Linked DNA regions of Homo sapiens: regions 1 and 3 are each linked to region 2. Evidence: chromatin contacts called from ENCODE Hi-C or POLR2A ChIA-PET data. All regions are on one chromosome and are shown on one strand. Each heading gives the region's core, a stretch centred on a gene start or an enhancer-like site at or near the end of the contact. The rest is flanking DNA. Distances are from core to core; before and after follow the strand shown. Region 1 has its middle 50 kb from the start of ARL8B. Region 2 overlaps ITPR1 (inositol 1,4,5-trisphosphate receptor type 1). Region 3 overlaps EDEM1 (ER degradation enhancing alpha-mannosidase like protein 1).

Region 1 (4,378 bases), core at 1,080-3,579, 350 kb after region 2:
AAGGGGACTGGGAAATGTATTTCTGCCCTAGGCAGCTACTTCTCAGCATCAACTCTATACCATTCAAGAGGGCATGCAAAATATTTGGTGAAAAGTTAGTTATCTCTGCCCCAGCCTCAATGACCTTAAGTGTCTTCTATTCCATAAATTCTAAGATTCCATAATTTAATTGTTTTGGAATACATGGGAATCTGTTGAAGACTTGAAGTTCCTTTCTTTCTTTTTTTCTTTTTTTCTTTCTTTTTTTGAGACGGAGTTTCGCTCTTGTTGCTCAGGCTGGAGTGCAATGGTGTGATCTCAGCTCACCACAACCTCCGCCTACAGGGTTCAAGCAATTCTTCTGCCTCAGCTTCCCGAGTAGCTGGGATTACAGGCATGTGCCACCCCGCCTGGCTAATTTTGTATTTTTTTTAGTAGAAGCGGGGTTTCTCCATGTTGGTCAGGCTGGTCTTGAACTCCCGACCTCAGGTGATCCTCCCGCCTTGGCCTCCCAAAGTGCTGGGATTACAGGCATGAGCCATTGCACCCAGCATTGAAGGTCCTTTCAATACGGTCATATTCTTGTGAGAAACGATGAAGACAGACAATGTCTGTGGCAGTGTGGTCAGTATACTCTGTGGCCTGATGTTTGCGGTGCCTGAAAAGTGAGAGCGTCTGTCACCTTTTCTTTATGTTCCTGTAGTGTGGCCCGTGGTAACTTTCCAATAGGAGGGCAAGAACAACTCCAAGGGCAGAAACCTTGCCCGGGCTCCATCCCTTCCTGCCGAGAGAAGTGCTCGAAGACATGGTTTTTACATAATGTTTAGAAATAAGCATCTGAGAAGTGTGGAAACATGCCGTCCTGATTTACTCAGCCCCATCGCTAAGTGCTGGCATTATCACCATCTGCTGAATGTGGAAGTTGTTGAAAAATGAGTCACCTGGCACCAAAAACCATTTCTGCTCAGAATCCCCCACACACACTAACCCATCTCTTAGTATCAACAAAAAGTCTCTGCAGCTTGTAAGTTCTGAGAAGACTAAGAGAACATGAGTTCCCCCAAGTGGCGTATGTTTATTCATCCTCTAATACACGGGCATCCATTTCCTTCATCCTTGTTGGCACACTTGCTTTAAAAGGATGCTGAACTTTGTGCATGGACAAATACAGTATTATTTCTGAATTCATAGGCAGACTGGCTGCACCAGACTCCCCTGAATCTCTTTCCCATTTTATACTCAGTATTTGTTTGATAGCTGGCACCTTAACAATGAGAAATACTATGGGTCAAAACGTAATATGATAACCTCTCATGCATCTGTAAACATGTTAACTTTCTCCTCCATAAGGGACCCCAAACCTCCTTAACTATTTTTGGGTGATGTTCATTCCTTTTCTAGTTGAGCTACACTGCCCTTTTGATATCCTGTGACTTAAATACTGAAATACAAGGTTAAATACTGAAATACAAGGTTATACTGAAATACAAGGTTAAATCGTGACTTAAATACTGAAATACAACGTTAAATCGTATTAGCACATTTTTTTTAATGAGAGGTGGGTTGGGGGTGGTAACCCCCAGGCTCTGTCACCCAGGCATTCTGGGTGAGCACCCAGAGAGCACCCCAGGCACTCTGTCACCCAGGCTAGAGTGCAGTGGCGAGATCATAGCTCACTGAAGCTTTGATTTTGCAGGCTCAAGTGATCCTTCTGCATCGGCCTCCATGACAAAATCGGGAAGAAATGCCCATAACTATAACAGACCTAGTTTCTGCAATTAGTCACATGGTCATAACTGATATTTACACCTGCCTTCTTCCCCGCCCCATTGCATGTTGGTTGTGGCTCCTTCCCTGAGCCTATATCTTCATTCCTAACCCACTGACAGTGGCCTTTTTTAATGAAGGGCATAGAATATGAGAAGGTCACAACAGGATCAGGTTGCTGTGAAAGCTGCTCCCTGCTTGAGCCCTACAACCCAAAAGATAGGATGCAGCTTGAAGTATCTGTGGCTGAGAGATGCTGTTTGGAGCTGCTGGTTAGGGGTGGATCAGCATAGAACCTCAGGATTTGGGAGCAAAGCTGTGTCCTCCTCTGCAGAGCGCTACATATTCACCTTTTGAGAAGGCTTTTTGGGTTTTCTACAGGACCTAAGGGGAGACTGAATGTTTTATCCCAAGCTGCCAAGTTACCATGTGACCTGAGCCATCCATCATGAACTGGGCATTGTGCTCACTTGCTCTTCAGAAATTGTGAAATATCAGAGCATGTGTCAACCTGCAAGAGCCCAGACAATGTTGTCACATGGATTTCTGCAAAAGTTAGGAGACCTGAGTTATGGTCCTAACCAGTGCTGCCAGCTGGCTGGGTGACTTGAGTGTTAGCTTCCTCATCTGTAAAGTAAGGGCACTCGCATGCATGTAGAAAGAATCCAGCAAACCTGGCGTAGGGTGTCATGCCATCAACTGGAGTCTATTGGGCAGTAAATCTGCTCAGTAAGGGTGTCTCCAAAAAGATTTCACCATCAGATCAGTTTGCTAAGCCTGTTTATGCCAGTTGCTTTCTTGTGTGACTTCTCAGTGTTTCTAATATTCTAATGTGCATGTTGGTGGGGGTATTGAAAGGGAGTAATATACTCACAGAGTAACATACTGTGAGAAGAGTATGTGTATTGTTCCCCAAACTTATCATAAATATATATATATAATGTATAATATAAATGTAAAAATGTATAAAACCCCTTTTTATTGCAGATACTTATTCATATCACCTGGAGGTAGGCTTTCATGGAATACAGGTTAGGAAATTCTCATCAAGTGCTCCGTTAACATAATAAGCAGTTGTTAAAATCGGTAAGATTTATGTCTGGGTTTATACATGAAATGTTTACAGAAAATAGAGATTTATGTTAAAAAGAGCCCAAGATGAAATTACATGTGTGTATTGATGATAGCTATGAAAAACGGTGTCTAATTATATCAAGGAAAAGAGAAAAATAAGAGATGGGTAGTGTTTGAGAACTGAGTGATTGTTCTTCTATTTATTGAATTAATCAGTTTAATCAATTAAGTTATCAAATGAAGTGTTGGACTGAATGGGTTTTCAGACTGTACCCCTGGTGGCCACGAACAAGGACATGGTCAAGGAGAGAGTGATCAGGATTCTGGGGTTCTACCCTCTGCTTTAACAAAGCAATTTGGCTTTTATCTGAAAGTGGAGACACAGGTTGAGGGGTCAGGACGCCTGAGTTCAAATCTTATCTCCCACAGTCACTGGCAATATGACCTTGGGCCATCTCTCTGACCTCTTGTATCTTTCTCTGTAAAATGGAAGAAATAAGAACAGCTCTCTTGTAAAATTGTGGTCCAGATGAAATGCGATAATCCAGGTAAAGTACAAAGCACAATACCAGGCACATAGTCATGTACTTAATAAATGTGAACTACTAACATTCTTCTAGACTGGGCATGGTGGTTCATGCCTGTAACCCCAGCACTTTGGGAGGACAAGGTGGGAGGACCGCTTGAAGCCAGGAGTTCAAGACCAGCCTAGGCAATAAATCATGACCCTGTCTCTATAAAAATTAAAAAAAAAAATTATCTGGGTGTGGTGGCACACACCTACCTGTAGAGGCTGAGGTGGGAGGATCTCTTGAGCCCAGGAGTTTGAGGCTGCTGTGAGCTATGATGGTGCCACTGCATCCTGGCCTGGGTGGGTGACAGAGGGAGAGACACTGTCTCTTAAAAAAAAACAAAATGTGTTTGTAAGTGGGCAAACAAGGTGTTTCACAGCTAAAAGGGCTTGAGAAACATAGGACTTGAGCATGTGTGTGTGTTTCTTTAAAGGTATTTTTCATCTCTAAGAGTCTGAGATCTTGCCGTATGACAGGCATATTTTGAGACAGACAATTCCCCCATCCCTACTGCCTCACTGTCACTTCTGGTCTGTTTCCCAAATGCAAAACAAACAAAATCTCTTTGTTACATGGTAGTTGCCTGCTCCTTTTCGCTAATTTTGGTTCTTCTTCTAAATATGAGAACCAGCAGAAAAGTCATAGAGGCTTGCAGTATATCTTCACACAGAGACACACTTAACTCTTGATAAACAGAGTACGAGAGGACAGACGCGGTGGCTTATACCTGTAATCTCAGCACTTTGGGAGGCTGAGGAGGGAGGATCACGAAGTCAGGAGCTCGAGACCAGCTGACCAACATGGTGAAACCCTGTCTCTACTGAAAATACAAAAATTAGCTGGGCGTGGTGGCGGGTGCTTGCAATCCCAGCTACTCAGGGGGCTGAGACAGGAGAATCACTTGAACCTGGGGAGGTGGAGGTTGCAGTGAGCCAAGATTGTGCCACTGCACTCCAGCCTGGGCGACAGAGCAAGACTCTGTCTCA
Region 2 (4,709 bases), core at 271-2,770:
ATTGATGCCGTTCTGGAAGCTACCACAGCTCCTGTGGTTTCTCCCCCACCAAGTCGTTTGCCGGTGTGTACTCCTGGAAACCTGCAGCCCACAGCTGGAGTTCTGCAGAAGCTTAATGAGAATTCGTGCTGGCCCGGGATTAAGGCAGGGCCTCACATCTGAACTGCGTACCCATGTTCCAAAGTCTAAATGTGGTGGGGAAGAGCCCCAAGGCTGTGTAGGGCCTGCCCAGTGGCCCACTGAGGAAGGGACGCCATGCTTTGATCATAAAGGCCACTTGATGTGCAATTAATGACTTGATAAAAAGTACAATGCCTACTGAGGCCCTGTCAGTGCTCTGAGAAAACAGGGTGAAATGAGGACACAGGTGTAGATTTCCTGCAAGAAAAGCGCATGGTATGGGGTCTTCCCCGCTGCATTCTAGAATAAAATTTTGTTTGAAACCAGGAAGAGGAGGGGTTGTTTGTTTTTTGGCAAGCAAAGAGGCAGGGTCTCCATCCTTACCCCCTGATTTTTCTTAATCCCCTGGGGCTGGGGCAGGGGGACAGATGGGGTGGAGGAGAGAGAGAAACTCCTCATGTTGTTGTACCTTCCGCTCAGAGCTGGGTGAATTGTTACACATGTGTACACCTGTGTAGCCGCCACCTAAATCAAGACACAGAATGTTTCCATCATCCCAGAAAGTTCCCTCCTCTAGCCATTCTTGGCTTGAAAGAGTTAACAGCTGGTGCTAAAGACATTCATTTATATGACTAATATTTGAGTGCCTGTTACGTCCAGGGGGATTTGGATACAGTGGTGCCCCAAATGGGCACAGTGTCTGCCATTCTGGAGATTACAGTTTTGTGGGGGGCAAAGGGACAATAATACAGATTCATGCAAGATGACAGCTCTCAGCTGTGAGACACATTAGAAAGGAGAAGCTCATGGAATCCGGGGACTTCTACCTAAGCAGGGAGGCCAGGTAGCGGCTTAGGAGATCAGGTGATGACAGGTGAGTGGCCCCAACAGGTAATCATGTGAATTGCTTTCCTATGCTTTAAAGTGCTGCACTAATCAAACGGATAGTTCCAGCGAAGTACTCCCGAGGTGGTGAGCAGAACAGTAGTCCACCTAGTTTTCATAGATGTGTCTGTAGAAGGGATTGGTGTGTTTAGAAAGCAGGTACTGTGGTTCAGTGGACGTGTCTGTTTCTACGTATTTGAGATGTGATTCCCACTGAATCACTGCCTCCTTGGAACTGTGGAATCTCTGGAGCCATTGGTGCCAGCTAGCAACTTTGCCCTCCTGCATTGCAACAAAAAAGCTAAATTCACATTCCAGCTACTCAGGGCGGCTGCAGCCTGCATATGTTAACTCCTCGACTTCTCCTACTTGAGCTGCTTCTGCCGGCAAAAGATGCCATTGTAAAATTCGAGGTAGAGGGGGAAACAGGAGAAACAAAGAGTGATTAAATTTCACCTTCAGGGGGCGTTCTCATGACGCCCAACCCAGGGTGGAGATGTCCTACTTTTTACATTGCTGTGAACTGCTGGGTTGGGTACCTGCCAGTGTTCAGGCAGCAGTTACATAAGAGCTGCTTTTTTTCCTGGAATTTAGGCTCACTGCTGATGTGTGACCTTCAGCAGTAATTGCCAATAAATGCAGTGGGGCTGTTTACTGTTAGACACTGGCAACCACAGAGCAAACTCAACTCAGAACATACAGAACCTATTGCAAAGTCAGTGGAGGGATATATATATATATATATTTATATATATTTATATATGTCTGTGTGTAGATACGTGTGTGTGCGTGTATATATATATATATATATATATATATATATGCATATCACTGAGATTATTCCGTAATGACTGAAGTTGTATAATTTGGTCATGTCAGAATGTGTTTTTAAAAAATGAACTTTGCTATTGGGTTCTGATGAGCTTGTCCTATAAACTGTAGGTGAAACCACATTGTTGGAGCTAAATAATTTTTGCTTAGTTCTGTTTCTAAAAACAAATAGAGTTAGTAAAGATAGTTGTCTCAGCAGATAGGAAGATTTAAAGTTGTTCTACTGAAATGCTAGATAACTTCTATTTTAGCTCAATTTTCTTTAAAGCTTTCTGTTTTCTTAGTGTGGGTTTTCAGAGGCTGATGCAGGATCGGGCCCAGCAAACATATTTGCAAGCCTGTTCACTGTTGGTCTCCTCTGAGGTTATGAGTGAGTGGAAAGGAACTCTGAAGACTGATTCGAGCGGCTGGAGATACAAATTGTCTTTGATTTGCTGATAACTAGATCTACGGTACAGTTACATTTTTTGAATTGCATTCGGTTTCTATCAGGTTAGTCATAGAAAGAGACATCCCATTTCAAAGGAAAATTCTAGAAGCCCCAGGGTAGGAAGGGGATTACTGCTGAGGGCAGTAGAAAACAAAGGGTATTTGCAGGCCGCGATCTGTGCTGGTCTGTGATAGGCACACATGAAGCGGATGGATGGATGTGCGTGGGTGCTGTTGTGCAGACACCAGAAATAGTCACCTTAGGAAGTCTGTGTGCTCCTTTTCATTTAAGAATGATAAAGTATAATTTCTTTCATTTGTAGTAGAAATTTGTCCCTTGATAAAATGCTGGGTACATTATGTGTTGCAAGTGAGTAGATCAGTGTCGCATATGCATATATTCAGTTACTACCCAAGGTACCATAATGAGGGCCTGATTCGTGGCCTCATCCAGGAAGGACACTTAAGATTCAGTGACTTGAGGTGCAGTTTGAATTTCTATTTCAAAGCCATTCATTGGGAGTCATTTTTCTATTAAGTTAGGTTTTGCTCACCTCGCCTAAAAACACTGGGAAGACAAGATTGCAGAGTAAATATGAAGAGGCAGTAGAGGGCACTAGTTGGTTTCTCAGTTCAAAACCAGAGCACATCAGATCACTATGAATCGCCTGCTGATGTGTGAGATTGGCCTTGACTGGAGGTGCCAGCGCCTGAACGCAGTGACTGGTCCTGGGACTAAGCAGGAATACAGAACATGGGAATTTCAGAGAGCCCGTGCCCTCAAAATGTTCCCCCTAAACACATGTTCAATGAGGGCTTCACCTTTCATGTAAAAAACGTGACAATAAAAATATAATTCCATTTATTCATTTACTAAACATTATCTTTTCCTTGGGGTATTATACATTGTATTTATACAGATCTTATTTGAACATATATATCCTATTAATATGCTTATATTTATTGAAATTACAGCTTATTGCCATAAAATAACCTTATCCTCAAGGAAACATAGCCAACATCCGCATTAGAAGGAAGTGCTAGTATAGGCTATGGGTGGTTTTACCGACTTAGATACCATGTATGGCCTGGCCCCTTCCATGCCTGGCCCATGGGTTGGATTATTTAGGGAACTTGCCAGCTAGATATTGTGAAATGAAATTTACTGAAAATAAACCAAGGATTAATTAGTATTTTAGTTAGAAGGAATCCTAAAGAATATTTGCAGCCATGTGTGGTGACTCACACCTGTAATCCCAGCACTTTGGGAGCCCGAGGCAGGCGGATCACTTGAGGTCAGGAGTTCGAGATCAGCCAGGCCCACATGGTGAAACCATGTCTCTACTAAAAATACAAAATTAGCTGGGTGTGGTGGTGCATGCCTGTAGTCCCAGCTACTCAGGAGGCTGAGGCAGGAGAATCGCTTGAACCCTGGAGGCGGAGGTTGCAGTGAGCCGAGATCATGCCACTGCACTTCAGCCTGGGAGACAGAGCAAGACTCCATCACAAAAACAGACAGACACACAAAAAAAGAATATTTGCTTTGTCCTCCTTGAGTAGGTCAGGAAGTGGATGCCCAGAGAGGTTCAGTGACTGGCTCAGGGCCACACAGAGAGCCAGAGCTAAACCCTGGATGAGCCATAGTCACAGGATGCTCATGCAGTGCTCTGGGGTTTTCCAGTCTATTCCACGAAGGGATCACATTGAAAAGTGTTTTTCTGGTTAGACACGATTCTTGAAGATGCAAAGCATCCTCTGTTTTCTCAAACGGCTTCGTAAAATTTTCAAGGGAAAAGACAGTTATTAATTTAAATTTAATTTTTGTTTTAAGAATTAATTAAACTAATTTTAGAACAAGCATGACAGCAGTTTAACAGAGGAAATAGTGTGTCAGTACAATCATAAAACATAATCCCTGCCGGGTGATTAAGAAATAGATATATACTACCTATTTCTATTCTGAAAGAATTCAAGATGCTTCTCTGGACAAAGAGAGCACAGGCAAGAGAATTCAAACAGACGACATACTAGTTCCATCTTTATTTTCTTTTGCTTTTGTTTTGATTGGCAAAGGGGTAAGAGGGTAGCTCCGTGCATTCCTATGGTGAATCCATGCCTATAATTCTTTTGTTCTGATCATATTGGATCAGTATAAAGGATGCTGTAGTGGGAGGGTTTCCCATGCAAATAGTAGAATATAATACTTCTGTCTATATCTCTGTCTGCTCTAAAATGCATGGGAAATTGCTTTAATTCTGCTTTTTCTCATATGTTCTTTTTGCACTAAGGGAAGATAGCAAAAATGTTTACACAGTTTTAATTCTTTAGCATACAGAATGTAAGGGTAGAGTTAAAAATGCATTCTTGGATTGTGATCTTTCTATCATTTTGAAAATACCTTTACCTGTGCTCTGCTTTTACTTTCCTTCCCCACTCATGTCCTT
Region 3 (4,718 bases), core at 291-2,790, 480 kb after region 2:
CCAGAAAAGTGAGACAACTTGAAGTGCTGGGGGTGGGGTGAGGGGGCACTTCCAAGTCACAGGCAGATAAAAGACAAATGGTTACATTTTTTTTGTCTTTTTTTTTTGAGACAGAGTCTTGCTGTGTTGCCCAGGCTGGAGTGCAGTGGTGAGATCTCGGCTCACTGCACCCTCCACCTTCCCAGGGGTTCAAGCAGTTCTTGTGCCTCAGCCTCCCGAGTAGCTGGGATTACAGGCATGCGCCACCACGCCTGGCTAATTTTTTGTATTTTTAGTAGAGACAAGGTTTTGCCATGTTGGCCAGGCTGGTTTTGAACTCTTGGCCTGAAGTGATCCGCTCGCTTTGGCCTCCCTAAGTATGGGCTTACAGACCTGAGCCACCGTGTCCAGCCGGTTGACTCTCTGATTAGCCTTTCACGGAATATACAGTTTACCTGTGACAAAGGTAGAGGAATAGTCACTTATGCCTTTGTCTGGCTTAGTGAATCTGCAGTTTTACATAAACAGTAGGGCAGAGGAAGCAATCAGATATGCATTTTTCTTAGGTGAGCAGAGGGATGACTGAGTTCTGTCCTTTGTTTGTACCTGTGAAGATAAACTGTCAATTTACATTGCCTGGGTGAAATTCAGCAGAATTGTTTTGAGGGGAAGATCTTGAGGCCCACAAGGAATTTCCTTGTAGGTAAATTGTAAGGGACGTATATAGCTTTTTTTTTTTTTTTTTTTTTTGAATCTTTGTAGCTATCTTATTTAGGAATAAAATGGGAGGCAGGTTTGCCTGATGCAGTTCCTAGCTTGACTTTTCCCTTTGGCTTAGTGATTTTGGGGTCCCAGAAATTTATTTTTCTATCACAGTATGTCCTTATGATGTCATTATAGTCTCAGGGTTGTCATAAAATTTAGAGTGGAATGAAATAATTTTGATTCAGGTTAATCTATAAAGTTTGATGCCCAACTGTGCTTCACATAGGAGAGAGTGGCTTAGTGTGACGTCGTATCTACATACCCAAAATAGGAATCATAATTCTAGATCACTTTTTAAAAAGGACATAGAGCTGATTATTCATATGTTTTGTTTCTTTTAAATCAGTCACTGGTTTTATCCTGTGCTCCAAAAGATATTACCACTATTTCTCAAAGTGTTTAGGCATCTGGATAACAATCAACAAGTTCATTCAGTTTTCCACATGTTTTGGTCTCCTGGGAGCCAAGCACCCAAGCTGCTGATTTATTTGAGGAGCAGAGAGAAAGACATATTTTTGTTTCTTCAGTTTTCTGATTTATTTGTATACCTGCCAGAAGTTTTAGAAACCACAATGCCTGGCATGTTAAATAAGATCATAGTGAAGTTTGCTGGAGAGTGGAGTTGGGAAGATGAGGAGTGCCAATGATTTTACAAGGAATTATTTTCACAGTTTTGTCCTTTGGAGACAGGACTCTTGAGTTGGAGGAAATGGGCCAGCCATGTGCTGGGAATATATGCTAAGAAATAACTGCTTTTCTGTCTCTTGTGTTTCTACTCCTATGGTAGCAAAACCACATACAGACATTTAGGTGACGTGACTGGGCTGCTGTGATGATACAGCCTCAGTTTCATTTCAAGTTGCTGTAATGACCTGTGTTCCTCTTTTTAAAGATAATGGGAAATTCATCCGAGTTCCAGAAAGCCGTCAAGTTAGTGATCAACACAGTTTCATTTGACAAAGATTCCACCGTCCAAGTCTTTGAGGCCACGATAAGGTAAAATAATGAATATTCATAAAATGAATTGGAGACTTCTTTTTATGTGTTTAAAGAAAAAAATACCTTTGAGGGTCTTTTTGCCACATGATCCAGGCAGGGAGTCCATATGGGCTTTATGGGTGCAGTGTGCATTTTTCATGTTCATATCTGTCAAAACTGGAACAATTATTTCAAAGTAATCACATTCCGGACTGAAGGGAAAGACACGTTTGTATTTTGTTTTGTTTTTATAGATTAAACTCTTTTTTTTTTTTTTTTTGAAATGGAGTCTCTGCCACCTAGGCTGGAGGGCAGTGGTGCAATCTTGGCTCACTGCAATCTCCACCTCCCAGGTTCAAGGCATTCTCATATCTCAGCCTCCAGAGTAGCTGGGATTACAGGCACTCACCACCACACCTAAGTTTTGTATTTTCAGTAGAGATGAGATTTCACCATGTTGGCCAGGCTGGTCTCGAACTCCTGACCTCAAGTGATCCGCCTGCCTTGGCCTCCCAAAGTGCTGGGATAACAGGCATGAGCCACCATGCCTGGGTACATTTATGTTTTAACGGGGGTGTAAAATAGGTGTCTGTCTAGTACAGAATTTCATGGTTTCCCTTTATAGTCTGATTTCATTTTCTTCTTTCACCGTGTCCTAGGACAACCCCTACATATTTCTGAAGGAAATGAGAGTTTCCCATCTTACCACCCACAGAAAATCACTGCTTACCATTTTAGTATATTTCTTTGTTAGGTATATCTCTCACTTCTATTTCTCTCTCTGTCTCTCTCTTTTTCTCTATTTGTTTAGTGGATTGGGATCATGCTGTATACCTAGTATATTGTATATTGCTTTTTTTGATACATTGTGGTTATTTTCCTGTTTACATCTTTTGAAAATTGTATCAACTGCATAACATTCCAGTTCACAGATGTAATACTTATTTAAAATTAAATTGGTGAAAACCTTTGTTCTGACATATATCACAGCCTACTTCAGATCTTTAGAATGGGACTTTATGGGTCTACAAGGACTTAGGTATAAGCTGGTAGCCTGCTGCCTCTTAGTAGGTCATTTTTTCCTCCTCCTCTTCACCTTGCCTCTTTACCAGATGTTACGGTGTTAGGGAAGTTGCTTGGCAGCCAAAACAACAAAAATTACTTAGTATTTGTTGTCTTACCTTTCTCTGTTTTTTTTTTTTTAATTTGAATTAAATTAAATTTTTTTTTTCATTTTAGAGCAGGGTCTTGCTCTGTTGCCCAGGCTGAAGTGCAGTGGTGCTATCACGGCTCACTGCAGCCTTGAACTCCTGGGCTCAAGCGATCCTCCCACCTCAGCCTCCCAAATAGCTGGGACTACAGGCAAATGTCACCATGCCCAGCTTCTGTTTTTTTATGAGTGTTTTCCCCAAGTGAAATAAATCAGGAGTAATTTAATAATACTAATAGGTAATATTTATTCTGAGAACAGTTAGTACACTCTTATTTTTTTTTTTAAGAGACAGGGTCCTGCTCTGTTACACAGGCTAAAGTGTAGTGGCATGATTGTAGCAGTCTTCAATTTCTAGGTTCAAGAGATCGTCCTGCCTCAGCCTCCCAAGTAGCTACTAGGACTACTGGTGTGTGCCACTACATGCGGCTAATTTTTTTTATTTTTAATAGAGACAGGGTCTTGCCTTGTTGCCCAGGCTAGTCTTGAACTCCTGGCCTCAAGAGATGCATCTCTCTTGGCAAAGTGCTGGGACTACAGGCGTGAGCCACCGCACCCAGCCAACTCCCTTTTCTTAATGCCCTAAGATTTAGATTACCAAAATTGTTACTATTTTAAATAGCATTGTTTTTGGTAGTCTCGAATAAATGATTCCCTTTCTCTCTTTTAGTAATATGGTTAACAAAAATCAATCGTGTATTCTTAGAGCTAGAAAGGAATTCAAGAGTCCATTAAGTCAGGTCTCTCTGACGTCAGGCAGTTCTGAGTCTATGTGGATATGAACATACTTCTATCTTTCTGAATTGGATTATGTGCATTTACAAGCAACACGATTGTATTATCTTTTTGTTCTTCCTGTCATTAGGGTCCTGGGAAGCCTCCTTTCTGCTCACAGAATAATAACTGACTCCAAGCAGCCCTTTGGTGACATGACAATTAAGGACTATGATAATGAGTTGTTATACATGGCCCATGACCTGGCGGTGCGGCTCCTCCCTGCTTTTGAAAACACCAAGACAGGGATTCCATATCCTCGGGTGGGTAGACTGGTTTGACCCTTTGTGTTTGACAATTCACTATCTTCCTGAATTAAAATTCTTTGCTTACTAATTTATTTGGGAGAAGGAATGGGATGGAGGTAGATGAGAAAAGCAGTGTCCTTAGAAGAATTTGGCCTTAAATATGATGTAAATATTTTAAAATTCATTCAGCATTTACTGAACATCCACTGTATGAAAGGCAAACAGTGATATATCTGACTTATTCCTTCCCCTTAAAGAGTAGATGTTCTGTGAAGTTCAGTATTCTTAAGTCCATTTACATGTGTGATTTATATTCTCTGCTACAAAGCAGTGTGGGGAGTTTGTCTTCATCTCTGACTTGGGTCTGTTTTCCCAGAGATCCTCACATGGGTATTGCGGGAGCTCAGTGAGTGTTCTTTTCAATGCTTCACGTGGATCTTTCAAATAAAGGCTGCACAGACCAGCAAGTTAGCTGCTGATTTAAATGCCAGGATCTGGAATTAGATTATATATTTGTGACATCTGATTTGCCAAGCCCAGAACTCCTCTGGGAATTGAGTCAGCCTTTTAGGTAACTGACTGAGAACTGCCAGAGCACAGAGCCTTCATGATGAAACTGGCTGTCATATTCTGGTAGTGCCTCCTTTCTTGCCCAGTTTGAGGTTTGTTTAGGTGCTGAGCAGGAGTGAGTTCATAGTGGTTCATTTAAAATTTAGAAGAAATTCTATAGTTTGCCTTTGTCTCTAACCCTAAAGCCTGGTGCC

What was found. Hi-C counts contacts between places; a loop is a spot of excess contacts on that map. ChIA-PET counts read pairs that join two places held with the same protein, here RNA polymerase II (POLR2A). Pooled maps may share reads with other maps.
Region 1: a map of gastrocnemius medialis shows a loop between it and region 2 (4-fold over the local background). The contact joins two enhancer-like sites. A Hi-C loop is called at or near these places in 9 of 168 maps with a recorded cell type or tissue (K562, Ramos, body of pancreas and 6 more) and 5 of 50 pooled maps. POLR2A ChIA-PET finds 5 or more read pairs at or near these places in 6 of 52 experiments (HEK293, MCF 10A, OCI-LY7 and 3 more).
Region 3: a loop to region 2 is called in a map of posterior cingulate gyrus, with 4 times the contacts of the local background. The contact joins two enhancer-like sites. A Hi-C loop is called at or near these places in 8 of 168 maps with a recorded cell type or tissue (B cell, CD8-positive, alpha-beta T cell, PC-9 and 4 more), 3 of 37 single-sample maps with no recorded cell type and 9 of 50 pooled maps. POLR2A ChIA-PET finds 5 or more read pairs at or near these places in 3 of 52 experiments (MCF 10A, OCI-LY7 and common myeloid progenitor, CD34-positive).

The regions. Positions count from the first base shown.
Region 1 is chr3:5,070,347-5,074,724 of GRCh38, forward strand. No RefSeq gene overlaps it. Among named protein-coding and RNA genes, the nearest start is that of ARL8B, 50 kb to the right of the region's middle. Within about 2 kb of position 2,330, at least 2 of the 41 ENCODE cell types and tissues checked have a DNase peak (open chromatin) inside an H3K27ac peak, as active enhancers do; they include gastrocnemius medialis, where a contact is called at or near this core.
Region 2 is chr3:4,719,376-4,724,084 of GRCh38, forward strand. The region is part of intron 40 of ITPR1 (inositol 1,4,5-trisphosphate receptor type 1); the gene reads left to right. Among named protein-coding and RNA genes, the nearest start is that of EGOT, 30 kb to the right of the region's middle. RefSeq lists an enhancer at 1-39. Within about 2 kb of position 1,521, at least 24 of the 41 ENCODE cell types and tissues checked have a DNase peak (open chromatin) inside an H3K27ac peak, as active enhancers do; they include gastrocnemius medialis, where a contact is called at or near this core.
Region 3 is chr3:5,197,956-5,202,673 of GRCh38, forward strand. It overlaps EDEM1 (ER degradation enhancing alpha-mannosidase like protein 1), which reads left to right. Exons shown (of 12, transcript NM_014674.3): 3 at 1,637-1,740; 4 at 3,798-3,969. Among named protein-coding and RNA genes, the nearest start is that of EDEM1, 13 kb to the left of the region's middle. Within about 2 kb of position 1,541, at least 7 of the 41 ENCODE cell types and tissues checked have a DNase peak (open chromatin) inside an H3K27ac peak, as active enhancers do.